Linked DNA regions of Mus musculus: all the other regions are linked to region 5. A link is a loop called in an ENCODE intact Hi-C map of the cell type or tissue named here. Cell type or tissue: heart. All regions are shown on one strand. Region 1 holds the start of Mdga1 (MAM domain containing glycosylphosphatidylinositol anchor 1). Region 2 overlaps Zfand3 (zinc finger, AN1-type domain 3). Region 3 has its middle 29 kb from the start of Zfand3. Region 4 overlaps Zfand3 (zinc finger, AN1-type domain 3). Region 5 overlaps Zfand3 (zinc finger, AN1-type domain 3). Region 6 overlaps Zfand3 (zinc finger, AN1-type domain 3). Region 7 overlaps Zfand3 (zinc finger, AN1-type domain 3).

The links. Peaks named below come from ENCODE experiments on the same cell type or tissue, not always from the same donor. Only the 100,000 strongest peaks of a DNase experiment are listed, where the experiment ranks them.
Region 1: it touches region 5 in a loop (2.4-fold over the local background); 6 of 42 quality-filtered maps call a loop at or near these places.
Region 2: it touches region 5 in a loop (2.3-fold over the local background); 2 of 42 quality-filtered maps call a loop at or near these places.
Region 3: it touches region 5 in a loop (2.2-fold over the local background); 11 of 42 quality-filtered maps call a loop at or near these places.
Region 4: it touches region 5 in a loop (2.0-fold over the local background); 6 of 42 quality-filtered maps call a loop at or near these places.
Region 6: it touches region 5 in a loop (3.0-fold over the local background); 11 of 42 quality-filtered maps call a loop at or near these places.
Region 7: a loop joins it to region 5, with 4 times the contacts of the local background. A loop is called at or near these places in 11 of 42 quality-filtered maps.

What each region holds. Positions count from the first base shown.
Region 1 is chr17:29,885,416-29,889,415 of GRCm38, reverse strand. Mdga1 (MAM domain containing glycosylphosphatidylinositol anchor 1) reads left to right here and starts at 838. Exons shown (of 17, transcript NM_001368423.1): 1 at 838-1,969. The coding sequence starts at 1,903. In heart, a CTCF peak has its summit at 1,692; no DNase peak of the experiment used is centred here; H3K4me3 peaks cover 3,302 bases; H3K27ac peaks cover 2,637 bases; H3K27me3 peaks cover 2,442 bases.
Region 2 is chr17:30,023,328-30,027,327 of GRCm38, reverse strand. The region is part of intron 1 of Zfand3 (zinc finger, AN1-type domain 3); the gene reads right to left. Among named protein-coding and RNA genes, the nearest start is that of Zfand3, 20 kb to the right of the region's middle. In heart, a CTCF peak has its summit at 2,477 (motif pointing right); a DNase peak (open chromatin) is centred at 487; H3K4me3 peaks cover 489 bases; H3K27ac peaks cover 1,602 bases.
Region 3 is chr17:29,973,664-29,977,663 of GRCm38, reverse strand. No RefSeq gene overlaps it. Among named protein-coding and RNA genes, the nearest start is that of Zfand3, 29 kb to the left of the region's middle. In heart, no CTCF peak of the experiment used is centred here; a DNase peak (open chromatin) is centred at 1,723; H3K27ac peaks cover 396 bases.
Region 4 is chr17:30,130,867-30,134,866 of GRCm38, reverse strand. The region is part of intron 2 of Zfand3 (zinc finger, AN1-type domain 3); the gene reads right to left. Among named protein-coding and RNA genes, the nearest start is that of Zfand3, 130 kb to the right of the region's middle. In heart, no CTCF peak of the experiment used is centred here; no DNase peak of the experiment used is centred here; H3K27ac peaks cover 303 bases.
Region 5 is chr17:30,192,947-30,196,946 of GRCm38, reverse strand. All of the region lies in intron 5 of Zfand3 (zinc finger, AN1-type domain 3), which reads right to left. Among named protein-coding and RNA genes, the nearest start is that of Zfand3, 190 kb to the right of the region's middle. In heart, a CTCF peak has its summit at 1,631; no DNase peak of the experiment used is centred here; H3K27ac peaks cover 3,464 bases.
Region 6 is chr17:30,112,526-30,116,525 of GRCm38, reverse strand. All of the region lies in intron 2 of Zfand3 (zinc finger, AN1-type domain 3), which reads right to left. Among named protein-coding and RNA genes, the nearest start is that of Zfand3, 110 kb to the right of the region's middle. In heart, a CTCF peak has its summit at 1,566 (motif pointing left); no DNase peak of the experiment used is centred here.
Region 7 is chr17:30,103,677-30,107,676 of GRCm38, reverse strand. All of the region lies in intron 2 of Zfand3 (zinc finger, AN1-type domain 3), which reads right to left. Among named protein-coding and RNA genes, the nearest start is that of Zfand3, 100 kb to the right of the region's middle. In heart, a CTCF peak has its summit at 2,120 (motif pointing right); no DNase peak of the experiment used is centred here.

The sequences.
Region 1 (4,000 bases), 310 kb after region 5:
AGCTTGGAAAGGGGCTGGGGCTCTGCCAGGGGCGGGTAGTGGTGGTGGAGGTGGCGGGATTCCCAAGCCGAGCCAACATCCCTGCAGAGCGACAGCAGGCAACCGCCTCTCGCGCCAGCTCTGGTCTAGGAGAAGCAGACGCCTTGGCCTTTCCCTCCGATCCTAGGCTCCAGTATCACCTTCTCCAAAGTGCAAAACATTCATTAAGTGTCCAGTGCCCTGCAGGCTTGCGTCCCAGCAACCAGCCGCCGGTGCTTGCCCGGCGAGCGTGCGGCGAGCGTTTGCACCCGGCCAGGGCTTTGCCAGCCTGGGCTGTGCAAGGGAGGGCGGAGAGCGTGTGCGAGTGCGCGGCTGCAGAGCCCGCGCCGAACCCACGTTCCCGCTACTGTCCTCGGGATAGATGGATCCATTGCTGCTTTCTGACATTTTTCTGCCAGGGGGCTGGTGGGGGAGGCGGAGATAGGGAGAGAGAGATGGGGGGGGCGGGGAAAGAGAGAGAGAGAGAGAGAGAGAGAGAGAGAGAGAGAGAGAGAGAGAGAGAGAGAGACTGCTTCCCCCAGCCCTGTTTTGTTTTCTCTAATTGGTCCTGGGGGAAGCAAGGAAATTGGACAGAGGCTGGGCCGGGCGAGCTGGGCTGCCTTTAATTGGCTCCCCTTTTTTTAACTGGAGGGGAATCAAACAGGAGAGCGAGCGAGCGACAAAGGGTGGGAGAGCGAGAGACCGATCGCGGAGATGGGAGGAGGGAAGAAGGGAGGAGGGAGAGCGGGAGGCGGGGTGGTGGTGATGGGGAGGTGGAGGAAGCGCGGAATGAAAAGCTCGGAGGGACCAGAAAGCAGCACAGCGAAGCCCAAGTTAGGGAGCGAGCGGAGCGCTCCCGCGGCCCCGGAGCCGGAGTGGCCGCGGTGCCCCGGAGCCCGCCCGGCCCCGCCCGCTGGGGCCCTCTCGGGCCCAGGCCGCCGGGAGGGGGGCGGGGACGCCCAACTTGGGGCGCGGCGCAGCCCCGCTCTCCCGAGATCGCGGAGCCCGGGAATGCCACGGCGGCGGCCAGACGGCGGGAGAGGAGCGGGGAGAGAGGAGGCGGCCAGCAGCTCCTGAGCCCGGGCCTCCGCAAGAGCGCGAATTATTTTCAAAGGACTCAAACTTTCCTCTTTCCCTTGCTGGCTGCGGTCCCTCTTGCTTTGGAACCGTTCTCTGGATTCCCGCGGGGGCGCCGGGACGCGATCGCCTCCCCCGGATTCCTCGGCGGCGGCTCGGCTAACTTCGCGGACTCGGGGACCCGGAGCGCTCGCCCCGCTGCCGAACCTAGTCCTCGCTGCTCCAGCGCTCCAGAGGACCGGGACCCGGCGCCCTCGCCTCCGGGAAGGGCGCCCAGCCCGGCTCCCTTGGGTCGGGCTGCGGAGCCCTCCACACCTACTGCAGGACTGGAGCCAGCGGATTAACCAAAGCAGAGTCCGGGCCTCCTGGCCTGGCTCCGCGGAGGGGCGTCCCCTGGGCGGGGAAAAGACAAGTTTGTCAGGCATCGGTGGCCTGTTGGATCGGAGCGCGGCCGCCGCAGCAGAGAGGTCCCCCCGCGTTCAGCACCCTCGGTGGACAGCCCTGGGGACCTAGGACTGCTCGGTGGCCGAGCTTTCTGGGCCAGGGAGCTGGCTGCTGCGCCCGGTGCGCAGAGGCTTCAAGGTCTGGGGCAGCGCCCCCTGCGTCTCCACCCGGGCAGCCGCCCTGTGGGAAGAGGACAGAGCCGAGTCGCGGCTTGCTCAGACTCCTAGTCTCGGTCGCCGCCCTCTCCGTCGCGACTCAGGGAAAAGGAGGGAACGCAGAGGGCAAAGCGGTGCCCCGGCGGATGCGCCCCCCGCCGCCTCTCAGGCTGCGCCGCCTCGCGGGGATGAAGCACTGGCCGTGAAGATGGAGGTGACCTGTCTTCTACTTCTGGCGCTTATCCCCTTCCACTGTCGGGGACAAGGAGTCTATGGTAAGAGCCAGCGTCCCGCTCTACCCTGGCGGAGCCGCCCGGAAACTTTACAAGATCTTGCTCAAAGTGCGCGCTGCCGGGGCTTGGTGGATGCACTGATGGCCGCGTCTCCGCCCTCGCCTGGGCGCCGGGAGACCGAGCAGGCTGCTCCCGAGCCCAAGAAGCGGTCCTAGGCTATTGGTGTGAGGCTGGGGATGCCGGGGTAAGGTCTCGGCTTTCCGAAATCTTTCCAGGGGTTAGAGAGATCCGGAAGTCTTGGGAGAATAATACAGTGAGCTCAGGAGACCCGGGAAGAGCCCAAGCTCTGGGCTGGGGCAGCTGTTCCCACGGAATCCTTTTCCTCCCTCGGCTCAGCCTCCCGAGTGGAAGCGGGCGATGAGCGATCCGGAGTTGTGCGCGGCTGGCGGGCGAGAAGCTCTCCAGCACCGCGGCCCTGAGGCTGGCTCGCCTTCCGGGCAGTGGCCGCGGCTCGATCGCCTCTTCTAGCTTCTTGGCGGTCTGAGCTGTTGGGCATCCCTTAGCCCAGGCGCCGACTGTTCTCGGCATCCCTTTTCAGACCTCTCCTGAGCCAGCTCTTCCTGTCGCTGGTTCCCAACCACAGAACCCCAGCCCCAGCTTCCTTCTGCCTGCTCGCACACACAGACACATTCAGCCACAGTCCTCAGGAAACGCACACACGGCTCGCACCCATCCGGCTACGTGTCTAAACCCTGCCTCCCGCCACGCAGCTCTGCTCTTGGATGCCCAAGACAAGCTCAGTCGCGCCATGGAGTATTCTGATCACCTTTTCTCCACTCCATGCCGCGGGTTTCCTCACCGAAGACTCCTTGGTTCAATACTACCCAGGGTCATCCTCCCGACGTGCACAGCACAGAAAGTCAGTCAGTCCCCAGAGCCCATGGCCCTGACTTTGCGTTCTGCTCACCGCAGGGTGGGCTTTGTAGTTACTTTCTAATGATGTGTGGCTGGGGTGGGCAGGATTCTCCTGCTTTCTCTGGGGCTAAGAATCTAATTATTCTCTTTGAGAGTGGAGGGTGTTGGACCCAGACAGTGTGGGTGACAGAAGCCATATCCCCTGGCTACTAGCTTCAGGTCTTGGGTCTCTCACTGTGCCAGGCAGAAGGAAGGAGCGTCCCGGGGAGGGGGTATCTGGAAAGTATACGCTCCTGGGCTCTAACAGCTTGGGCTTAATTCCCTGGTGAGGCCAGCCCAGGCATCCAGCCAAACTCTGCTTCTTAATTAGTTTGTGTGTCTCTTACTGCCTGGCCCCTGGCATAGGCCAGAAAAGGCAGGCGGGAGGGATGCTGCAAGAGGCTGAGCTTTATGTATTGGGGGTGGGGGGCTATAAAACAAGGCAGGGGAAGACACCAGAGGCCTCAGAGTTCCTGTTCTCCGGAATCACTAAAGATATCAGCAGCTCAGTCACTGCCACCTTCAAGTGGCTACTGTAACTTGCTCACACACCCTCCTGAGGTGCGGGTCTGTCAACGGCACCTTTCTCCTGCGTCCTTGGGCTGGTCTGATGACACTATCTCATGCTCTCTGGCTTGGGTTTCTCCATCTTCATCTGGGTGGCCTGATGTACATTTAAAGAGTCCTCTCTGGGTTTACTTAGGAGCCCCAACAACGAGGACAGAGGTTAGGGAACAAGAACTATGGTCTATGTAGACCCTCATTTTCAAGCTTCTCTGTCCCATCTCTCATATGCTGGGGTCCCTGATGCTCTTGTTACAAGTCAGGAAGGGTAGATATACTGGGTCTGCTCGCCCCTCGTTCTTCAGGGGCACTCTTTGCTCCTGAACTTAGATAGCTTGGCTCCAGGCAAAGCTGGGTTGTAGAGGGGATTGCTGAGTGGGACATCTTTTTTAGAGGTGAATGGGAATCGGGAGAAACAGGAGCTAGGGTGGGTGGACAGTGTCCCTTGCAAGGTTACAAAAGCTTGGTGACACCTCAGCAGGATTGGAACTAAGGAGTGTGGTAAAGAGCCAGGATGTGTTCTACCCCACCCATTTCTCTGAACCCCAAAGCAGA
Region 2 (4,000 bases), 170 kb after region 5:
CAAAGTATTTCACGGTTAGTACTATCAGATGTCCTTGATTTCCAACTGTTCTGCACAAAGAAACTTTATTTTCATGACAATGAACTACTAGAAGCTAATATTAAATATGAATTCTGAAGATGCAAACCTAACCACTCACATTTAAACCTAACATTTTAAAAGGGAAAAAAATACCATTATCAATTTAGTGAACAGTTTTATGGCCAAGAGGCCTGTGAAAAAGATTAAAGTGTTTATATCTATAGAGCTGAGTTACAATTACCCCACTGCAAAGAAGTGAGCCAACAGACTGTTTGTTTGTGTCCATGTTTATTGTCTCAGGAATACTCTCTGCGGGCGAATAGTTCTTTTCCATAAATACATTTTTGCATACCCATTATGTTTCAAACATTGGTAAAAACAGTGTCTGAAAACCAAGTCAAACAGCCCCTGCCCCGATGGAACTTCCTGCCTGTTATCAAGCCAACCCACCCTCATACCTCAGACAGAAGTGATGTGACAGGAGGATTTGGCAAATGGCCCAAACACTGCTTGTCCCCTGCTGTTTAGTCTGTTTGCTTCCTCCAAACAGATGACTGCCTGCCTGGCCCTGGTTACACAGTTGTTATAATCAAAACCGTGACTCCCTGCCTATTTGAAAATACGTTTACTAAATCTTTTTTGGTTAAGGCAGAACGAGAAAAACAGTGAAGGTCCAAACTTTTCAACAGTAATACTAAAATAACACCCAAAACAAGTCATTAAAATTTTTTTAAGGGGCTGGTGAGATGGCTCAGTGGGTAAGAGCACCCGACTGCTCTTCCGAAGGTCCAGAGTTCAAATCCCAGCAACCACATGGTGGCTCACAACCATCTGACAACAAGATCTGACTCCCTCTTTGGTGTGCCTGAAGAGAGCTACAGTGTACTTACATATAATAATAAATAAATCTTTAAAAAAAATTTTTTTTTAAATCAAAGCATAACTTAAACCAAGAACAAAACATAAATCACACAAAACCCCTTGCCTATTTATGTGTATTTTATGTGTATATGTGTGTATCTGTGATGTTTGTGGGTGCTTGTGGGTGCCTAGAGAGGCAAGAAAAAAGCCTGGGATGCCCTGGAGGTGCAGTTGCAAGCAGTTGGAAGCCATGTGATATGGGTGCTGGGAACTCAACTCAGATCCTCCAGAGCACAGCACCATCTCTGCAGCCCCACAGACTGCCTGTGCCATTCTTTCCTTAACTGCATTTTCTAAAAAACTCCAGGGACTAACAGGTATAGCTCACAAGAGCACTTGCCCAGTGGGTACCACTCTATCCCTAGTGCACATCTCGTGTACACTGAAATCTGAAGATTCCGTTCCTATTAGTAACTGTGATGCAAGGAAACAAAGAGAAACAGAAAATACACAACATATTTCTAGTTAAGAAGCTTTGAAAACATTGAAATGCTAGAATAACACCCTAGTTACCACACTTAATGCTCAGAGTCACACTTCTAAATATATACTGAGCAAGAAATCCACACATCTAGTACATATATGCCACTGGCCTTTCCCACAGTGTACTTAGAGCCAGAAAGGACAGTCTTCCCTCACCTGCAGCCAGATCCATGCAGAATGAACTCTGCAGGTTTCTCATCTGCAAATACAAAAGCTTTACAGCCCCAGGTCTTCCTCTCTCTCTGTGGGGCGGGGTCACAGCCAGAGCTGATGTGATGATTAGTAATCAATGCGTACAGTTCCTGAACAGTGCTTCTCCCAGCTCACGTTCCCTGCAGCCTGGAATCCCTGTCCTCACTCTCTAAACCCAGCTACTGCGTGTGACTGGTGGGAGTCTCAGCAGCTGAATGGTCCCACAGCTTCATCAAGTGTCACTTCTTCCACATTCACCCCTACAGCTACCAACATTGTACAGAAACTGAACTACACTCTGTAAGTAACGCCCTATTAATGAATGATTTTTTAAAAGGCATAAAAATTACAGAATATTCTCCTTAAGAAAAAAAAAAAAAAGCCAGGTAGAAAAGGTGGCCAAGATGGCCCGCCCCTTGAGTAAGAAAAGTTTCTGACGTATGCTATAACTAAAATCTAAATTAATATTAAAAGAAGTCGATGAACATCCTCCTGACTGCTGCAAACAAAACAGGGTACAATCATCCCTTCTGCAAAATGGCGTCCCATATATATATATATATATATATATATATATATATATATGTATATATATATTCTTTTTTTTTTTAAAGATGTATTTATTTTTATTATATGTAAGTACACTGTAGCTGTCTTCAGACACTCCAGAAGAGGAAGTCAAGATCTCATTACAGATTGGCTATGAGCCACCATGTGGTTGCTGGGATTCGAACTCCGGACCTTCGGAAGAGCAGTTTTTTTTTTTTTACAAACGAACAAAGAATATGAAATTTGACAAATACTCAAGACTGCATTAGACCTTTGTTCTCTTCCTCATGCAGACTTCTAGAGTCCGCCAGCAGGGGGAGTGCAAGTGCACTGACACTACAGCCTCAAGGAATCTGTGCCTAACAATCTCCTGAAAAGTTAGGTGGGAAAAAACTAACTTCTGAATACTGGTCCTGAAAAACAGTGGCTCACCAGTCTAATTATGGCATTACATTATCATTCTTCTACTTTGTGCTGACACTTTATAAAGCTACTACCTCAAGTCCTTTTGACAGATGTAGGCATATTCAAATAAAATATAAACACATGCCTTCTTTAACAAGAGAAAGTAATATTAATCAAAATTCAATTAACAATGTAAAAATGTTATTTCTAAAATATCCAACCCAGCTGAGCTCAAGGCAGCCACACTGTTCCCACGGACACTGTTAGTTCCCCCTCCTCTGTCACAGCAGCCCTACCTGCCAATCTCTAGGCGTTCAGAATTAATGTATGATTTACAAGGTAGCTAACATGTTTCCACGGACACAGATTTGGAAAAACAAAACAACCCAGATAGCATGCCTTTAATCCCAGCACTCGGGAAGCAGAGACAGGTTGATTTCTGAGTTCGAGGCCAGCCTGGTCTACAGAGTGAGTTCAAGGACAGCCAGGGCTATAGAGAAACCCTGTCTCGAAAACCCAAAAAAAAAAAAAAAAACCAGACTAGAGAATAAAGGGTAACACACCCTATACTGACCATAATTGCAAATTCATTCTATCTCACTTTCCATGCCAAAGAAAAAATTATGCAGTTACTGGATAAGAATATAGTTTGCCCCCTCCTAAACTCATGTAGAGTTAAATCACTATTGTGAGAATTTACAGTGGTGGGAAATGCTCACAGCTAAGCCCTCTGAGAGACGGTAAGGTTTAGAGAAAGTCATTAGGGTGTGACTGCCATAACTAAAAATATGTGCCTTTAGAGACAGAGAAGCCAGAAGCTATCCACACCACATCTTGCCATATTATCATCTCTACCGCTCCCACATGCTCCCAACACTGTGATGGCATCTAAGAGGTCCTCGCCAGGACCAAACCCATGCCAGTGGCCACTGTTGCCCTTACTCCACCAAACTGTGAACTAAAGTCTTTTTTGTTTGTTTGTTTTGTTTTGTTTTGTTTTGTTTTGTTTTATTTGAGACAGGGTTTCTCTGTGTAGCCCTGGCTGTCCTGGAACTCACTCTGTAGACCAGGCTGGCCTCGAACTCAAAAATCCACCTGCTTCTGCCTCCCGAGTGCTGGGATTAAAAGCTTGTACTACCACTGCCAGGCGGCCTCAAACATTTTTGACAGTAAAAGAAAACAAACACACTAGCCAAAGCAGAAACTGTGATTACAAACAGCTAAGAAGGGAGCTGGAGAAAGCTGGCTCAATGGTCAGTGTGTGCTGATGTGCAGATGAGGGCTGTGCACCACTGCTGCAGGGTCCTGAGCTGGGTTCCCAGCACCCTCGTCCATGCAGTCCCTGTAACTCTGGCTCCAAGATCTGACTCCTCTGGCCTCCAAGGGCCTTCTCATACATGCATTAAATGAGCTTTTTATTTGTGCTCAT
Region 3 (4,000 bases), 220 kb after region 5:
ATCTATCAGGTAAGTTAGAACACCGTTGGAGCTGCAGATAAAGGGAACCCTGAGGTCAAGCGCAACACAGTCTGAGCCAGGCCCTAAGTGATGGAGACTCCTGAGAGAGTTTGAGAGGCCGTCAAATCCCAAGGTGTCAGCCGTGACATCTGGACTGGTGTTCCTTCTTTCGAGACAGTCTTTTTTTTTTTTTTTTTTTTAAATTTTGGATTTTTTTTTTTTTTTTTTTAAAGATTTATTTATTTATTATATGTAAGTACATTGTAGCTGTCTTCAGACACTCCAGAAGAGGGAGTCAGATCTCGTTACGGATGGTTGTGAGCCACCATGTGGTTGCTGGGATTTGAACTCTGGACCTTCGGAAGAGCAGTCGGGTGCTCTAACCCACTGAGCCATCTCACCAGCCCTCGAGACAGTCTTGGTGAACACATATTGCAGTCCCAGAAAGGGACTGGGCTTGGGGGTGGGAGTGCAGAGGTCAAGGAGGAGAGGAGCTGGGGGTGGGGGGACGGACATGTTCACACATAGCCTTGGGTATCACTCCAGGTAGCACTCTCTAGGCCAGGCAGAGGGATTAACAGATACTCAGAGTAAATCGTGCTGGACTTGGTTCCTGGAGTTAAGCCTCAATCACTTTCAAGCAAAGGCTTGTACGCTTAAGCCTTTGCAATTAGGCAAGACTCTGTTCTCCCTGGGAAGTCCCCCAGTCTGAAGGAGGGGTGGGGGACAGAGGTCAAGTTGCTTGCTGCAAGCAGATGGCTGTGATGGGAGGTGGGAGCGGGGGTCTTACTGGGTGTGGGAAATGGAGGGGCTATGTTCTCTGGAGCACACACCACACTCTTCTAGCTGTGTGGCTTTGGATTCTTCGATCGATATCTCTGAGGCTCAGTATCATCTACTTTGAGGTGTGATGGAGATTATTGACAAGTCAAGGCGAAGCACCAAAGGCTGTGGAGAGCCTGTGTCGACCTCTGACCTCACATGGGGACAGCTCTGATATGACCGTGGGCTATGATCCAGGTGAGGGACAGACACAAGCAAGGTTAGCAAGCCTGCCTAGCACATTTCAGCATCCCTTAAATCAGGTATGGTGGCACACACCTGTAACCCCAGCACTGAGGAAGTCAAAGTAGGAGGATGAGAAGTTCAAAGCCACCCCCAGGCACAAAGCCCATGGAGGCCAGCCTGGGCTATTTGAATCCATCTAAACAAACAAACAAACAAGAAAGCAAAACAAAGTCCGAGTAATCAAATAAATAAATAAATAAATAAAAAAGATACCCCTGCCTCAAATATATGTACATATAAAATGCAGGTTGTGAGCATATCCAAGCATGTGTACTAACCGCACCCAGCTTAGCTAGTGCTTGGGCTGGAACCCTGGGCTTCGTGCATGCTAGGCAAAGCCTTAATCACCGTAGCTACAGTCTTCAGTCCCTGACTGACCTGATGATAAGGGAAGAAGCTGACTTAAGGCTTTCAGGAGATCAATAGTAGATAGATCGAGCAAGTACGCTCCCCTGATTTAGGAATCTCTCTGTAAATGAGAGATTCTAGTCCTGATTTTAGGCAGAGTTTATTTCAGATTTAGTGGAGGCCCAGAGCTCCTGGGAGGCCCAAGAAGCATCAGCACCGCCTCCGCAGGCTTAGTCCAGGGCTCTTCCCAGCTTAGGAACATCCAGATGGCCGGGCCGCTGGGCCTGGCTCCCTCTCGCCCCCCTGTGGTCACAATTGAAACAGCCCAGAGGCCTTACTGCCAGCACTGGCTGTTCAGCAGATGGATATGCCCCGGGCGGCCCCTCTTCTCTGGAACCCTCTTCTGCTATGGAGGACACCACAACTGATGAGTCACCCCCAGACAGGAGAGAGCTGCAGAAGAAACCCCGTCTCCAGGAGGCAGGAAGAAACTCCAGACTGTTTCCTGGCCTGGTTTCAAGGCAGTCCCCACAAACTTGGGCTTTCCTGGCAACAGAGGAAGGGAGGTGGCAGGGGCCTGAGGTGTACATTCTGGCAACAGCTCCTGTCTGTTATTCCACATCCACCCCAGATCTCCTTTAGGCACAAGTCACTAGGACCAGCTTGTACTCAAGGTGGCCAGTTACCTTCTCCCTGCTCCCTGATGCCAATCTGTGACCTGTTTCATCAGATATGAGGCAGATAACACCTTTTCCATCCCAGAAAATAACACCCACTGGGGGGTTATTGGCAAGCTTCTCCATCCCAGGGAATTATACCTGGATGTCAGCCTGAAATAAGTTTGGGGTCTTGCTTGTTTGTCCAGTTGTTTTGCATTTGTGTGTGTGTGTGTGTGTGTGTGTGTATGTGTGTATGTGTGTGTAGGTTAGAGAACATATGAGAATTGGTTCTCTCCTTCCACCATGTGGACCCTGAGAATTGGTTCTCTCCTTCCACCATGTGGACCCTGAGTATTGAACTCCGGTCATGAGGGTTGGCAGCAAGCCCCTTTAACCACTAGAGTCTCTGATCCACTGAGTCTTCTGAAACAAGGTTCCTAAAGGCAGTTTTGGGTGGGAGCCCTTCTGCGTGTCTGTTCCTTCTTGTACTCACTCATTGAACACACATTGATTGTTGTCCAGCTGTATGTTAAGTACGAGGATGTGGCACGGGTATAGAGACGCAAAGTCATTGTCACAGACCCTAATCTGGCACTGAGTAATGTGGTTTGTATTTTCCCCCTGAACCCCTCCTTTCAAAAGCTGTTTCCAGAGTGTCTCTGCTTGCTAGCTGTGCGACCTTGGGCAGAAAACAAACAAGGAAAAACCAACACGGTTGCAGGTGTGGCATGCTATGCTGTGTGATTTATGTCTGTTAGGCTATTCTGACAGTGCCCCCGAGGTAAGCTGTACTCTTCCCAGATTCCGAGGTAAGGAAATGTAGCCTCAGAGAGCTTCAACTGCTGAAGCCCAAAGAACGGGCAGGCAGAGGAACCACAGTTTGGACTCAGAGCCACCAGCCTTCCCAAGGCCGAGTCTTCAATCTGCAGGATAAACGGTTTCACATCTAAAATGCCAGCTTCTTCATTTCTTCTCCTGTTCCAGTGATAGGGAGCTCACCCTTCCTGGTCACAGCCCATCATGGTGGGCAAGTCTGGACATCAAGAGCCTGAAGCATCTTGACCACAAAGCATCAGCAGCTAGAAGCAAGTGCCGGATGCATGTGTGCTCAGCTCTTCCGAATCCCTAATGTCACAGTCCAAGACTCCCTACCCAGGGAAGGGTCCCTCTCGAAATGAAGATAGCTCTTTCTATATCGATTCATAAAACCAAGATAATTCCCTACAGGTGTGCCCAGGGGCCCAACTCATAGCTGATCCCAATTCTGTCAGGATAATCAGTTCTAACCCTCGAAATAGCCTAGCAGTATTTAAAAAAAAAAAAAAAAAAAAAAGACAAAACCCAAACCTCTCTGTATCCTCTGCTGCAGCTTCCAGACAGGGACCTCAACATGGAGACGCAAGGCTGTGGTTGGGGACGCCGAGGATCAGCAGGGGGCCAGAGGCGAGGCCTGAGGCTGCTCTCTTCTCCCACAAGCTATGGAGTAATCTCAGCCCAGCATGGAGCAGTCCACAGGAAGAGGTGGAAAGTGCTCTGCTGTTGCGTTTAAAAGTCAAGTATGTGTCTGAAAATAATGTTAATGGATTCCTCAGACAACAGATACATGGGTATTTTCAGCGGCTTTGCTAATAATGGCCAACCCTGGATGTGATGCTGCAGGCCCTCAGCACTTGAGATCTGGAGGACGGATAGCCTGAGCTAAGGGAGACCCTATCCTCCAAAACAAAATGGAGGAGGGGTTTGTGGATGTAGCTCAGTGGCAGGGCCCTTAGCGCAATTCTCAACACTGAGGGAAAAAAAATAGCAACAACTCTAAGCAACACAATGTCCAATAAGACATGGAGCAATTAACTCGTGATATACACAGTCGGTTCTATTTCTTTCTTTTCTCTTTTCTTTGTTTTTGTTGTTGTTGTTGTTTGGTT
Region 4 (4,000 bases), 62 kb after region 5:
GCGAAAAGAAATGGGCTGCATTTAGTTTACAACAGACATAAAAACACAAGGAGGTTGGTTTTCTAATTAGTGTTCAATTCAAGCTGACAACACAGCTCCTGCCCTCAGGCACAGAGCAGGCATGGATAGGAAGAGCCCCCACCCCAGGACTCAGGGAGGGGCCAGCAGGTCAAGCCCACCCAGTCCTGTGCTGTTTCTTTCCTGTATATATCTCCTAGACAATTTTTTTTCTTTTTTTTTCCCCCCACTTTTTGCAAACCCTTGTGTTGAGGGCTGACTTTTAATAGATCACAGTGAGGGAGCTGCTCTGCTATGTATGAAACCTCGACCCAGAAGAAGGTCCTCTACGAATGGTTTAGCACCAAGTTCTACACGAACGTGTGTTCAGTATGATGGAGACACTTTCTTATTCAGTGTTTTGACAAATTAAAAATGATTTATTTCAGTATTATTATTTGTCAATTATCAAGAAAATGCTATATAAATACGATAAAATAATGCCCTTTGCATGTTATAAGATAAAATATAAAACTTTGCCAGGCGTGGTGGTGCACGCCTTTAATCCCAGCACTCGGGAGGCAGAGGCAAGTGGATTTCTGAGTTCGAGGCCAACCTGGTCTACAGAGTGAGTTTCAGGACAGCCAGGGCCGTACAAAGAAACTCTGTCTTGAAAAACCCAATATATATAAAAACTTTTATACCATCTTATTAGTACACCTATATCAAAGGTTAGTGTCTTCCCACAACCATATTCCACACAAAAGGAAATGTTACGAGGCCAAAACGACATGAAATAGAATCTAGTACACATTGAAATGGAACCTAGTAGAGTCCTCAACTCCTTGAGACAGACAGATACCAACTTTACTCAGGCACAAGAAACTGGAAATGCTTGTGCCCCTGGGTCAGCGTACCTTCCCTGCTGCCCCCTGCCCGCCTGCTTCAGAGCATGGCTCGGCGCATTCATTTCACGAAGCACCTGCTTCCTGACCCACACCCAGAGAGGACTAAAGCAGGAAGACTCAAGAACTCCCCGCCCCCCAGAAGGTGACGGGGCGTCCTAGCGTTGCCCCGGAAGGCAGTGATAACCAAGGGTCCACAGACAGCTGCTGCTTCTTGCTTCTGGTCAGGGCCTAACGTTTGCAAAACTTGTTTTTCTATAATTCTAAAATAAACAGGAAAGCTAGACTCCGTTACCACACATGAGGAAATCAGGACCAGCACTCCTTGCTTTTTACCAGTGCTGTTAATGGTATACTCAAAAGTATAAATCTATCAGCTAATCCACTTCATTGTTGCTACTCACTTTCAGAAATTCTCACCATCTAAGCATGAGTTTCTGAAAGGAGATCAATCAATTGGGAAGAAAGGAAGCTTGTTTTTAAAGACATAACATACAATGTCAAGTTCTCACTGCAAAGCAGCCTGCGAGGTCCAGGCCCACCACACCAGTGAATAAGAACCCTGGTACTGTTTTTACCAGTTAGCAACAAGATGGAAACACTCTGCTGAGCCATCACTGAGAAAATCCAAAGTTCAAAATAAAATAAAATAAAATAAAATAAAATAAAATAAAATAAAATGCTAGACCTGTGCATAATGCATGTTCTCTATAGGCCAAGATAGGAGGATGGGGGAGGGAACCTGAACAACCCTGACACACGGATACGAGGGAAGTCTCAGCAAAACTGTACCCCTTCCTCCATTTTATGCCTAGACCAAAATATTATTAGAATTCTTTTTAAAAGAATCTCTTTAATTATTTTAAAAGTTTTTTATTAGATGAGTAACTAATAAACTCAGTTAAATAAAATAGCTATAAGGCACTGCCTCAGAAAAAGATAGCTGTGAGTTTATAACCATGCAAGTATAACAAAAAACAAAGTGAGAGTCACGGTTACACCCGTCTGTCTTTTACAGCTTACCAGTCCCAAAACAAAATGGGCCTCATGAAATGTCTGAGACTCCCTCCCTCCCTCCATCCCTTCCTCCTTCCTTACCACTACCCTCTACCTCTCTCTAAAACTAAAAAGCTAGGGCTGAAGAAGTGACTGAACAATTCCAAAGGAATAAGTTCAGTTCCTACACCTACACGGTGTAGGAATTGAGCTCACAGACATCTGTAACTCCGATCCCGTGGGATCAACCTCTTCTGGCCTCAGCAGGTACCCTAGGCACACATGTGGCATGCAGATAAACATGCAGGTCAAAGACCCATACACAATAAATAAATCTAAAGCAAAATGCTGCCATTCAATCACACATAAAATACCTACCAATTACTCTTCTGAACCGTTAACAATTCAGTGTCTTTATAAGGACTCTGAGTCCCTTATGGGTTAACATTTATATCCACGAGTGAGTAAAATCCATGCATTTCTATTCCATCATCACTAGAGATGAGAAACTCACGGCATTGCTCCAACTTACTCAGTAGTGACCTGTCTTGCTGTACAAGGCTTCTCCATCACCACTGCAGACATGAGAGATCAGTGAATGGCAGCAAGCATGGCTCCTCATCTCCACTCATCCCATACCGAGTGGGACATGGTGGGGTTAGGTAGCTGAAAGTTTGTACTGAAGCTGGGTCTTGGGCTGCAAGTTATTCTGAAACACAGCTGGGCTCACCCTCTGCAGCAGTGCCAAAGGACCCAGAAATGTCAAGCTTATATACAGGAGGGGTTCTCGACATTTCCACATCTCCTCTCCAGTCTTCAAACCCTAACTGCCCTTAGCACACATTTCAACTCTCCGTTGCCACAGGAAGCTTTTCTTTGGTATCCATACCAAAAAGTACTTCATGTTTCAAGCAGTCAGCTACAGGAAAAAACAATGTTGCCAAGAGTTTTATCTCAACCCACTTATAAATAAAAATTCATTTCCTGTACCTCAAAAGTTTGTTCATTCAAAGCACTGCATAAAGACTTCCTTTGACAGAAGCGAGTTCTCAGCTCCCTCCCTCCCCGTCTTCCCAGCTTACGGGTATCAGACACTAGAACCCTACCAACCCAGGGATCATACTTTAAAAAGCTGTAAAACAATGTGCAGTAGCAGGCCAAATCATAAACTAAACTTCAGCCTTCTGATTAAAATCTTAATAAAATTCTAGGTGTTGGATGTTACCTTGAGCAAATGGTCTAAGAAAGAACTGGCTTAAGCAAGAGTTAAGAGCCAACAGACTTAGTTACAAAACCCTGCAATATAGTCACCATGTACCCTGCTTAAAGGGAAAACACATTTCAATGCAGCTGGGTTTATTTAAACTCCTTTTATGAATAGTCTCTTCTGGCTTTGTTAACAGCTGAAATGGGAAATTCTGGACCGGATTATTATTTTCTCATGGTGATCAAGATAACTCTCACTCTCACACACTCTCTCTCTCTCTCTCACACACACAGAGAGAGAGAGAGAGAGAGAGAGAGAGAGAGAGAGACAGAGACAGAGACAGAGACAGAGACAGAGACAGACAGAGAGACAGAGACTAACTCTGATGTGGATAGATGACTCCTGTGGTACTGGGTGAATATGTATTGTTGACATGGGCGCAACAATGTCAAAAAAAAAAAAAAACATTGCCTCAGACCCATGGAAAAATAACAAAATCTTCCCCTGGATAGGTTCAGAGGCTTCCTTTGGTCCAAATAGGTTGGCAAATCAATATGTGCGAGAACTGCAACTGCAGAAGTGAGTGCCTAGGGTGTGTAGTAGGGACCCTCTACAGGAGGAGGCACAGCCCACTAAAGCCCAGCTACTGCCATTCTTCATTCCCACATTGCCCCAGTCAGGTTTCCAGGTCTAAGCCACATAGGACAGAGAAGGTTTCACATATGCACTTCCTAAGGAACTAAAACAAACCCCGTTTTCTGCCCTTCCACTGTCTCGTGGAACTGTCAACAGCATGCACCTAGAAGCTGAACACAGAAGCCTGGGGGTCATGTCTCCATATTCTCCTTCCCTTACCACTCCATGTCAAATCCATCAGCCTCATCGCTCACAGCAG
Region 5 (4,000 bases):
GGAGGGAGGGAGGGAGGGAGGGATCCATGGCAACTACAGGTTTAAAAAAAAAAAAGGTGTCTCTACTCAAAGAATGCCAGTGCCAAACAGAAACTGTGGAATCAAATCATTCTGAACTGTCACATGAGACTGGTTCAGGCAAGAGTCATAACTAGATGCCAAACCTCAAGGACATCATTTGCTTTTTTGGGACAGGGTCTCCCTATGTAGCCTTGGCTGTCCTGGAATTCTCTGTATAGACCAGATTAGCAAACTCCAAGATCTCCTGCCTCTGTCTCCAAAGTGCAGGGATTAACAGCATAAGCCACGGTGCCCAGCCTCTCGGGAGGCTTTGATGAAAGCATGGACAATACTGCCAAAGTATGCCGCACGCACAACCGCGTGCACTAGCGGAGGTGGAGAGTCGAGTGTGCACACGAATCAAACCGCATCAACAGCGAGAGACTGGAGAGCACTGAGCCTTCCAGAGTGAAGCTCCAGGACAGCTCATAGCACAACGGACAGCAGCTGAGAGAGAGTGCACAAGTGAACAGATCCCAGATGAAGGGCGCTTGGACCTTAAAACCCATGACATTTGTGTGCGTATATGTGTGTGTGCATGTCCAACAGAGAGGGCCTTATTTTAAAATATTGAAATTGTAAAACAGAAAGTTGGTAAGAATGTTCTGGATTAAACCACACTGAAGATAATAAGCACAACACCTGATCAAGGACAAGAGCTTGCAGCGAAGGGGAGAGCAACTCTGGAAGTTTAGCATTGCTAAATCAGCGCGCGCGCACGCGCGCGCACACACACACACACACACACACACACACACACACACACACACACACACACACACACGAACCATGGGCGGAGGACCCAGGGCAGCAGCACTGGAGTGAGCTCCCTAAAGCTGGAGTGTGCTGCAGGGACTGGCTTTACACAACAGTGTCTGTCTGTGGCCCCAGGGAACACTTCAGAGGACGACAAAGCCGAGGTGAACACAAGCAGCTCTCAGATAATGGCCTGAGACAAAATGTTATTTCCAAATAGAGCTGAAAACAAGACCAGGCCTGCTGTTCAACTGCTTGCATGAAAAGTCCTAAAGGCTGAAGGGTGTGCAGAGTGGTAGTAACGGTCACGCGGGACTCGCTTCACTGAATCTCTGGGGGCAAGCGTGTCCCAACATACTGCCCAGGAACTTCTCACGGCACCACACTTAGCCTTTGGTCTGTGAGCTCGCACATCCCACATCTCTTGCTCCTCATAGAACTTAACAAAATCCTTGAAAGGTCATCTCAGAACAGCTGTTAGTGACAGTGAATGACAGACCCAGAGCGGCCACAGCAGCCCACGAAGACAACACACCACAGAGTCCCACGCACCCCATGCAGAGCCCAGCCCCAGCACCATGGGCCCTGACACGAACAGAAAACTTACTCTGAAAACAGTCAAGAACGTGAGATTACCATGAGGTCATAAAAGTGCCTCTGGTCCTGTGTGAAGCCCACTAAGTTGCCACACACTAAAAACATACAAACATGTACACAAGACCTTACACTAGTCCTTGACAGGCAATTCTGTGCTCTTGAGAAGCAATGCTATGCAGAGGGCACAGCATTAGGTGCTGTGCATGGCCCAGACTCAGAACATCCTCTAGATGGCCTTAGGAGACAAGACTTGCAATGACCAATTCTGCCACCCTGTCAAGCAGAAACTCAACAAGCAAGCCTGCTCTGTGTGGCTGTCTTCTGTCCCGAGACCTGGACTTTGGAAGACGCTCTAGGTCAGAGGACCAGCCTACCCACACCACATGTCCTACATGCCTTGTCTAACTGGTACCTGGGAAGACTGCGCAGGAGAAGGGGGTTCTTTTGGGACTGTTGACAAAAGGTTATCTCAGTCACCGTGAGACAAAAGAAATCATCTTCAAACCCACCTACTTATTGCAAAAGCCCAGGGAACGTCATCCTGGCAATTAACAATTCCTATCAGCACAGCTGTCCTGTGTGAGAAGGCTCGGAACTCGCCTTACAAATTGCTCTTCTGAAGATCAAAGGGAAGCTGAATGTCTGTGTGCTCTCGATGAGACTGTAATTTAATGGAATTTTTAGAGAAGGCTTTGCTGGCAGTGCTTGGATGACAGCCCCGGGGCGGAGGATTCTGGGGAGCTTGGCCACTCTTCCCTTTGGAACGTCTTCTCTGCCTTTAATTGGCACCTCATTAGAAATTAATGAAAATGACATCCTCTCTTCTTCCTGCTCTAGGCACTGAATGCTACAAAAAGGCCCATCACAATTCATAACACATTCAATTTATATAGCAATGGCTCTTAAGCATTATTTATGAGATGTGAATTTCTTGTCAGCAGTTAATAACCTGTACAGAATGGAAGGGGAATGGAAGAAAAGATCGGGAATATATACAGAGAATGATTATTCTGCAGTGGAGAAGTATTCTGTTTTAAGTTCAACTATGTTGAGTCCTCCCTTTCAGTAGTAAATATGTTTCCCTCTAACACCTTCCAGGGCAGTTCATATCTTCAAAACACTCCATGTATCCTCAAGGAAATCGCCACACAGCACAGCCCACCCTCTCCTAGAGGAATCCAAGCAGGCAGCCAGGAGAGCAGCACAAAGCAGTTAGTCAGAGCCGGCCCCAGAGCACATGTGCTCCTGAGGCCCTTCATCTTTAAACAGTGGCAGGTCACATAGTCGCCTTTCTGAGCTCATGGTCAAAGGCTCTCCTTGACCAGAGTGAACTCCAGCTCTCTAGGAAGGACCCACCTAAAGGGACTTTTATCTTAGAATTGGTCAAGGAACTACATGTTGTTACCTAACTGAGAAAGAACTCAGGTCTATAGTGAACTCTACATAGAGACCCAGCCTCCTGGTCAGGGGTGAGGATAACTGAGACACTTTGATGGTGCAGCTGACCACAGAGAGAGGCACAGGGCCATCTGATAACTACTACCTGACGTTTTTCAGCTGGGTGCTAAGACCTGTGGAAACTGAGTGGTTTGCATCAAAGCGTCAGGGTAAATGTGGAGACCTGGGTCTTCTAAACTACTCTGTAAACTCCCTTGCCTGCCTGAAGAGGAAATTCTGGGAGCATTAGCCACTGCCAGAGGCAAAGCAGCAAGCCAACTGCTTCATCTCCCTCAGCAAATCCTACAGGCTGCCACACACCTAGTCACTGCTGAGGAGGAAACAAGCATATTTCTACCTCTCTAGTCAAGAGACAAGCAGTCTGTATAATAAGGGCAAGGAGAGCTAACAGAATGCAGAGCTGAAGACCAGCACAGCTCATCTCAATACAGAGCAAGAACCTGCAACCTCAGGGACCATACGGACCTGTCAGTATGGAACAAAGCCACCAGACCCCAAAATGTCCTCAGCTTGCCACAGAACTACCCTGCCTCACTGGGCCACACCACGGGTTTTAGGGTAAGCCGAGTCTAAAACCCTGCAGTGTCTGCTCCCGCTACCCAACTCTCTTCTTTACTCACAATTCACAGCAGAAATGAATGCCACACCCCACCTTCCCTGTCCCCACAGGGAGGGACAGTGACAAACATAGACCGGTCATGCCAGGAACAGCATTTCGACAAGCCAGGCCACCCCATGCTCCCCTAGTTACACAGCTCAGACAGCTGAGGCACAGAGCAGAAAAGGTTCTCTCTTTAGAAGTCACTCAATGCCCCAAATTGAACTTGCCAGCTCCCAGTACCCTTAATGTAGGACAGCTACAGCTCAACAGAGCGCAGAGGTAAAGCCCACCTCTTAGAATGGAAGGTGGAGAATTCTCAGAGGCTGCCAGATGACAACTCTATTCCACAGACCATGGGACAGGAAAACTGTGAGCTATCATTTCATCTTTGTGCCATGATATAGGAAGAAAAGCAGAATTTGCCTGTTTTGTTTCACTGTGTGCAGGACAGAGTTTAGAAATCACATCTGCGTGCCGAGTCCTAAGAGGCAGGCGGCCCACGCTGAGCAACGGAGGCTCCACAAGGAA
Region 6 (4,000 bases), 80 kb after region 5:
TCGTCTTTTCAGTCAAGGTTCTGAAGACAAGGCCTTGCTTGATTTAGGCTGAAAAAGAGGTACACTGTGTACTAACTGAGAAAGCAATTACACAGCCAGCATTAGCAACACAAAGTAGCCAGCAGCAGCTGGTCAAATAGAAACACCCCCAGTTTGTGGTCTGAATATGCTTGGCCCATGGGAAGTGGCACTATTAGAAGTGTGGTCTTAGTGGAGAAGTGCAGCCTTGTTAGAGAAAGTGTGTCACTGTGGAGGCGGGGTTTTGGGGTCTCAAATATCTACGCTCAAGTCTGGCCAGTGTGATCCAGAGCCTCCTCCTGGCTGCCTTCGGGTCAACATGTAGACGACCTCTCAGCTCCTCCAGCACCGAGTCTGCTGCATGCAGACATGCATCCCACCAGATGACAATGGCCTAAACTTCTGAAACTGTGAGCTAGCTTGATTTAATGTTGCCCTTTTATAAGGATTGCTATGGTCATGGTATCTCTTCACAACAACGAAAACCCTAAGACACCCAGAAAGCAAGCACTTCTGGGTTGAAATAAGCATTAATGGGGTTTTTTAACGCTTTTATAAGGTTAAAAGAGGGTTAAATTTCTCTATGCCAGAAACTCTTCCCCCGCTCTGGAGAAGACAGGTTAAGAAAGACTCAGTGGGGGTTAAGGGCAGATCTGCTTGAACAGTGTAACAAGCCCCACCACTGCACTTGGTTCCCTTTAACAGCACAAGATCCATGGGCATCACAAGCACAGGATGCTGAGTCCAATCCTAGAACCAGAAATCCACAGGGAACGGCAGCTGGGAGGCCACACCCTGTAACCCCAGCACTGGGAGACAGAGACAGTGAGGCCCAGGCCAGAGAGAGATCTTGTCTCAGGGGAAGTAGGTCAAAGCTCCTAAAATGACACCTGAGCCAACACACAACACATAAAGGGGAAAAAAAATTTAAAAAGAGAATAAGATTCAGAATTGTAACTTTGTTCCCTATACCGTTTGAACTTCAAATTCATAACATGAACTAAAGCACAGTCATTACTATAATTTAATTTAAAATGGTTAAAAGCAGTTACCCTTCTTTAATTAAATGTCATAAATATAAAATAAATACCACTTGAATAAGCCACAATTTTTGTTCAATTTCACTCTTTCTTTAAAAATGTCTAGATCACAGACCTGGAGTGGTAGTGCACATTTTTAATCTTAGCACTAGGGAGGCAGAGGCAGGTGGATATCTATGAGTTTGAAGTCAAGACTGGTTTACATAACAAATTCCAGGCTAGCCAGGGCTACCCAGTAAGATGCTTGTCTCTAAATTGATGTTCTCCAACTTAGGGAGAAAACCAACTGTCAGATTTGACAACAAATCCTTTAAAACATTTTTTCATCTGATTTTATTTCACAATGGTTTTTTTAAATCACAATTTAAAAAAAAAAAAAGAATGTTGAGGGAAGGGAGGAGCTTTGATGAAGAACCCTTAAAAATACACTCAGTCCTGTTTTCAAGTTGCTTCAAAAAAATTCACTCAGTCCTGTTTTCAAGTACAAGAGCATCAGATATGCGCCCTCTGCTGGCTTCACAAAAACTCCCTTGATGTTCCTCTGGGCCCAGGAAGAAATACAAAAATACAAAGGGCTACAAAAGGGCTGGGTGCACATTTCACAGTAAGATCCAACCTTCAGGAAAGCAATTTAGCAAAAATCTCTTAGGTCAGTCACACTGGATACCTCCCTCCCCTACGCGCTGGGTTATTCTTACCCTCAAACATCTCTAGCTTGCACAGAGAAAAGGTAACACTTCTCTACTGAATAAAAACACTGTAGAGTAATTGCAACATTTGTGTTCCATCAAAAGTAACAACATACAAAACTACACAGGTAAATGCAAGCCTGCCCAAAAACAAGAACTTAAGAGGAAATTCTTGTCATTTTCCCACAAGTTCAACTTTGTATTAATGGTCTTTCAGATCCAAGAGGACAAAAGGTCAGAAAACTGATCCACAAAGCAATGTATCAATATCCTTCCATTTGAAGCTATTCTTTTAAATTTTAAGTTATTTACCAAATAATATTCATTTTTAAATAATAGAGTTTCTTTCCAGACGACAGTTTTAACTCTGTAATAAAAAAAATATTGTTTCAATAGCCAAGCAATATATTTTAATTATTGTGCTAGGTACCACAAGTAAAATGTCACAAAAATTGTGCCCTGTGATTAACTAAACCTTCTCTGAAGGCTTCTAGAGAGAACAGAAAACAAAGACAGTCCACTCACAGCACAGTCTAAACGTGAGCAGAGTTTGATCCGCTATGAATACTGCCATAGAAAACAAAATGTGCCATAACTCATTGTACAAATACATATTTATAATTTTATTGAACTTTTCTCATCTAGGCTGACAGCACTCCCTCCAAAAGTTCAAGACCACCTACCAAAATTCCCAGGACCAACCATGAGAAGCCCTCTTTTGAGTTGTTGGCCAGAGCTGTCTAGCACACGGCCCCCTGCTATTGATTGCCCTAGGTTACCCTCAGCCAGGGGTGAAAGTTAAGTCCCTATTGCTGAAGATACCACGCAATTCAGAAATAAGGCCCAGAAGCCCCGAGCTAAAAGTGACACACACATACTTAGTCACGTATCCTACTTAGGGTTCAATTCTTTTGGGTACACATTCGCTTTAGCAGAACTACCAGGTTGAGCAATGAATTTTTGGAAAAGGCATATTATTATAACGATGTCTTCAACTGGTGAATATCATGAAAACTCTAAAAAGTTTTTCTTTTGCTGTATTGATGGAGACGCTTACTAGTGAGAACACATACTAGAGACCAAAGCCTGGGCAGAGAGCAAGTGCAGCTACCACTTACTTAAAACACTGAAGCTATATTTTGTCCTGACCTAATTCTTATTTTTCACAAGCAATGACATTTTTCCTATAAGTATATGAAACAGATCTTACTCTTTGGTTATTTTTTTTTCTTGCCAAAGTGCTTCCTTGTTGCCTAGTATACACTGTAAAACTTTTCAATTTTTTTCTGAATATTTTAAATTGAGAAAGTTACGTATTTTATCATACACAATGTTATTCTAAAATAGGTACTATGCTATGGCTAAATCAAGCTCATTAACATATGTGTCACTTCGTGTACCTCTGTTTTCATGACTTTTTAAAGTACTAAACTGTAACTGACAACAGTGACTGATGCGTCAATCAGATCCACTATTCCCAACAAAGAGAGGGATGTCTGCCTTAAAATACGCCTCACACACAAGCACAGGTCCCTCGCCAGTCAAGTTTTCTGAATAAAAACAATGAAGAATCCCCCAACCTCTGCTCAGCATCTGACTGTCTCATCTGTAAAGCCTCCTTGCTTTACAGACTCATGCTGAGTGTTTGGTGGTACAGATAACATGTCCTGCAAATCATACTCTGTGGAAGGAGACACACCTATCTGCAGGGCAACCAAGGGCAAGAGACACCAGACAGTCAGGGGCAGAGCTACACCAGAACGCTCATCTCCTATTATCAAAACATGCTTTGTCCAATAGGACCAAAGCACCAAGCGGTCCTAAAGTTGCTCAGTCCAAGTCAATGAAAAGTGTGCACTCTGTGCTTGCCAGTAGAAACAGGCTGAGGGAAAGAAATGCAAGCTACTTAGTCTTTACATTCAAACAAACCACTCTGCATTTCATTAAGATTTAGGAGCTAAGTGAACTAACAAAGTTCCTTTAAGTTCTCTGGGTCTACTTCCTCATTTTTAAAAAAAAAAGAGAGGGGGGGAAAGCTCAATTGAGGAAAAGCTCAATTGGTAAAGTGAAGACCTGAGTTCAATCCGCAGAAACCACATTAAAAAATGCTAGATGTGGTGGTACGTGTTTGTGATTGCCACACTTTTAAGGCCAATACTACAGAAGCAGAGAGGGGAGGGCCCTTGAAGTTTGCCCGAAATCCAGTGTAGCCTATTGGTAAACTCTAGGCCAAAGACAGATGATGTCTCCAAT
Region 7 (4,000 bases), 89 kb after region 5:
CAAACTCAAGAGATCCACCTGCCTCTGCCTCCTAGACCTGGGATTAAAGGTCTGCACCACCAACGGCCTGGCTAGAAATCTTATATGCTCAGACATAAAACAAATTGTGTGTGTGTGTGAACACACTACTATTAGCATAGCGATTAACACCATTATTTAGTGCTGTCAGCTACAGTGGTGGGTACCTTGAGTACTCACCACTTTTAGCATGCCTTTTTCCCTTCTCACATCTCCTGACACATCCCTAGGTTACTATTACTATTTCAAGGATAAGCTCACTAAGGCTCAAAGCCAGTAGCTAGGAAGTGCACAGCTAGGATTTGAGTGTAAAGCCTAAGTTTTAAAGCACTGCCTTTGGCTTTCCAGTTACCACTCTCTGTTCTGTACATTGCCAATGGCCACCTTTATGGCTAGCTTTGTCACAACACACACCCAGTCACTCCATTGGGTACTCTTTAAAAGGTGTACAGTGGATAGCACTGCATCTGCACCTACCACCCAGCTGTGTGTCAGTCTCAGTGCCTCACTCTATCTGCTTCTGAGTTTATATATAAGCAGTCAGCCTGCAGGTCAGCCTAAGGCTCTGTGTCCGCTCCTTCAGGCCAACCCCCTTCTTATCTCAGCATAACTACTATTCTGAAATCCTGCTTCAAGACCTGCATTTTAATGTCTGCTCATACCTATCTCTTATATTAAGCATCCATGGATGGGCAGCCACAAATAGCATGATTTTACATGTTTCTAAACTATGACACATTACATACCCATCATTCAGATACGTTTCAGCCATGTTTCTGAAATGGAGTTCATTTATTCCCAACTTTTTCATTAATAAAAGTCCTACTTCCATGAATACTCTTACACTGGTCTTATGTGTGTGAGCATTTCTGAGGTATGCAGTTAGAAACACTAGGCCAAACAAAACCAGTGTTCCCTTACCAAACCCTATCACACTGCTCATGGGAGGACTCATCAATTCTCACCCTAGCAGCAGAGCCCACTCAGTTCTGCTACTACCAGACAGTTTAACTTCTGTCAATATAACAGTGTGACATTATCAAAGTTCTGTTTCAGCTCACATTTCCGTGATTAGTAATGAGGCTAGGCACGTTTTCATAAGTGTTTAATTAATAGGTGCTTCGTTTAAAACAGAAACTATACAGCTAACTAAGCATCTAAGGTACCAAAGTAATATTAAATGGATTAGGATGGACTTCTCCACATTCCTACAGACATCAAAGTTAAGTTCATATTGTCAGTCTTGGTCTAGTCACTATATTGATAAAAAGAAGATTAAATCAAATAATGTATGGTACTTGCCAACTAAGCAATGCAATTTTAAAAATATCCAAGCTCTTCTACCGAAGTCATTCATGTTAATATATGAACAAGTCAAAGAAACAAAGAAATAACATCAGCCAGACGATAAACAACCGCCCCCGAGGCAGGCAGAGCTCCTAATACACTGTTTCAAGAAAGTGCTTAGATGCTTTCTGTAAACACTGAAACAGCAAAGGCAGGAAGGAGGCAACACTATATAGTAGAGAGCATTAAGTACTGTATTTAAGAAGGTTTGAAATAGAAACGCAGAATCCGTTTACACTAAGGCTCACTGGGCGATGAGCAGTCCACCAGAAGGTTATGTCTGAGACATTCATTAAAGGAGAAGAGCGTCAGTGAGCCAGACAGAGGAAAAGCGTGTTAATACATGGAAAATGGCAGGCCACAGAAATGTAGAGAATAACTACTACTCTCTGAAAACACCAGCGGGGTTGGATGAACGTAATGCACATAGGTCCATGCAATCCAAAGTATGTAATCCATACTTTAAGGATTATGTGTAATGTGTTTAACAGTGCCCAATACATACTGGCAAACACTATATGAGCTTGCTTGCACCTTATTTTTCTGTCTCAAGAAATACAAAGTTTAATTGAATAAAATTTTAAAATCTGCGAAAGTAGAAGTGAAATAACCATCAACCAAGGTAAGAGAAGCAGACATTCTAGGACTCTCACTCTGCCTCCATCCCTGCCACTCTAGGGTCTGGACTCTAGTACAGAGTAACTTCATCTCCCTCCCCAGTGACAGGTGACGTGGAATATGGCCCCATGGCCACTAGAGGGTGGCCAAGTCTCTTGCATCCATCACACCCCTTACTTTGTTTCAAGGGTCTTTAACTTTCAGGTTAAAGATTTTTGGATCCTAAAATTCATTATGTAAAGATTAAAAATCACTATTAAAACAAAATGAGAGATTTCTTCGGAGCAAAAAGCATATCAGAATATTAAATCTGGCTGTTTTAGTGTTTTACCAAATTCTTCCATCCAAGTCTTGAAAGATGAACTTTCGATAGGGATGGGCATGCTTGGGCTGCAAGCAGCAACACCAAGCCCTAAGCTCCACTGCCCAAATACAGTGCAGGTGGAAGTTAAGGCTGCTGGATGCGGACTACTACAGAATGTACCTCCAAGTGCTAGACACAAATGTCAAACTTTATGATCTTGTCTTCCACATTTTAAAATCTTATACTTTCACCAAAAATCGGAATGACTTATGATATACAACTATGTATTTTTTTAACTGAGAAAAATTGGTTAAATTTACTTTTGAACAAGAGTGACATGAAGGTCTATTCCACATAATCCCAAACCATTATTTACAGTACTGTGGTGCTTTGAATAGGTATGGCCCCCATAAGTGGATGTATTGAATTCTTGGCCCAATAGTAGCACTATTAGGAGGTGTGGCCTTGTTGGAGGAAGTGCGTCACTGAGGAGGCTTTGAGGTCTCCTATTCTCAAGCTGTGCCTAGTGTGGCGCACAGTCTCCTTCTGCTGCCTGTGGATTGAGACGTAGAACTCTCAGCTCCTCCTGCACCATGCCTGCCTGGATGCTGCCATGTTCCTGCCAAGAAGATAATGGACTGAACTTCTGAACCTATAAGGCAGCCCCAATTAAATGTTTTCCTGTTAGAGTTGCCTTGGTCATGGTGTCTCTTCACATCAATAAAACCCTAAAACAAGTATCTACTTACATTTTAATTACATATTTATGGACATGAAAAAGATTATTGATATAAAAATGATTGTTTTACTGACTGTGAAAAAGAAAATAATGTTCAGATTATTTTTAATTCATAAAACAAAATTGGAGAAAAGCAAAAATTTTCTACCAGTTTTTTATTTTTTTTTCTTTTTTCTTTTTTTTTTTTTCCTTGTTTCTTTTTTAGACAAGGTCTCTCACTGTCTAGACCAGGCTGACCATGAACTCAGAGATCTATCCGCTTCTGTCTCCAAGCTGCTGAAATTAAAGGCAAGGATCACCATGCCTGGCTCCTATTGTTACTCTAAACAAAAATGCCCTACTCACAAATCCACACCTGTTAAAAAACAAATACCTTAAAAATGTAGTCAAGGGGACAATCGTTGGCTTAGCAATTAAAAGTACTTTCTACTCTTGCAGAAAACCCACAGAAAATGTCTGTGTGTTCACACAGGAGGTGAGATAATCATGCAAAGCATTTTTAAAGGTCTTAGAAAAAAAAAAAAAAACAACTTACTGTTCACATATGAAGAAGTGTGAAACAAATTTTACTTTCTGTGTATTTGGGCTAGCAACCAAACCTCAGAAACAAGTTCAGGTAGTCCCCTCCCCACTGAGTCCTGATCACAAAAGGGGACACTCCAGTCAAACACACCCCACCCCCACAGCCCCACCCGCCTCGATCTGCCCTGGTTACTGAGTTGAGCAGCAAAGCTCGGGGAACACTGGCCACACTCCTCTATCCTCTTACTATGTATGGTGCTCACACTTCCGCCATCAGTTACTAATTACCTTGTGCAGACAAGTGGCTAGGGCTCCACACTGACTGTGACTTAACATACAATGTGTATCATCCATGGCCACCCACATGGATGTGGGAGTCTTCTGAGCTAAGATGCTGGTGATAGGGGTGAATTCATTTTAAGGAATGTGGATTCTCTCTCAACAAAGCTCTT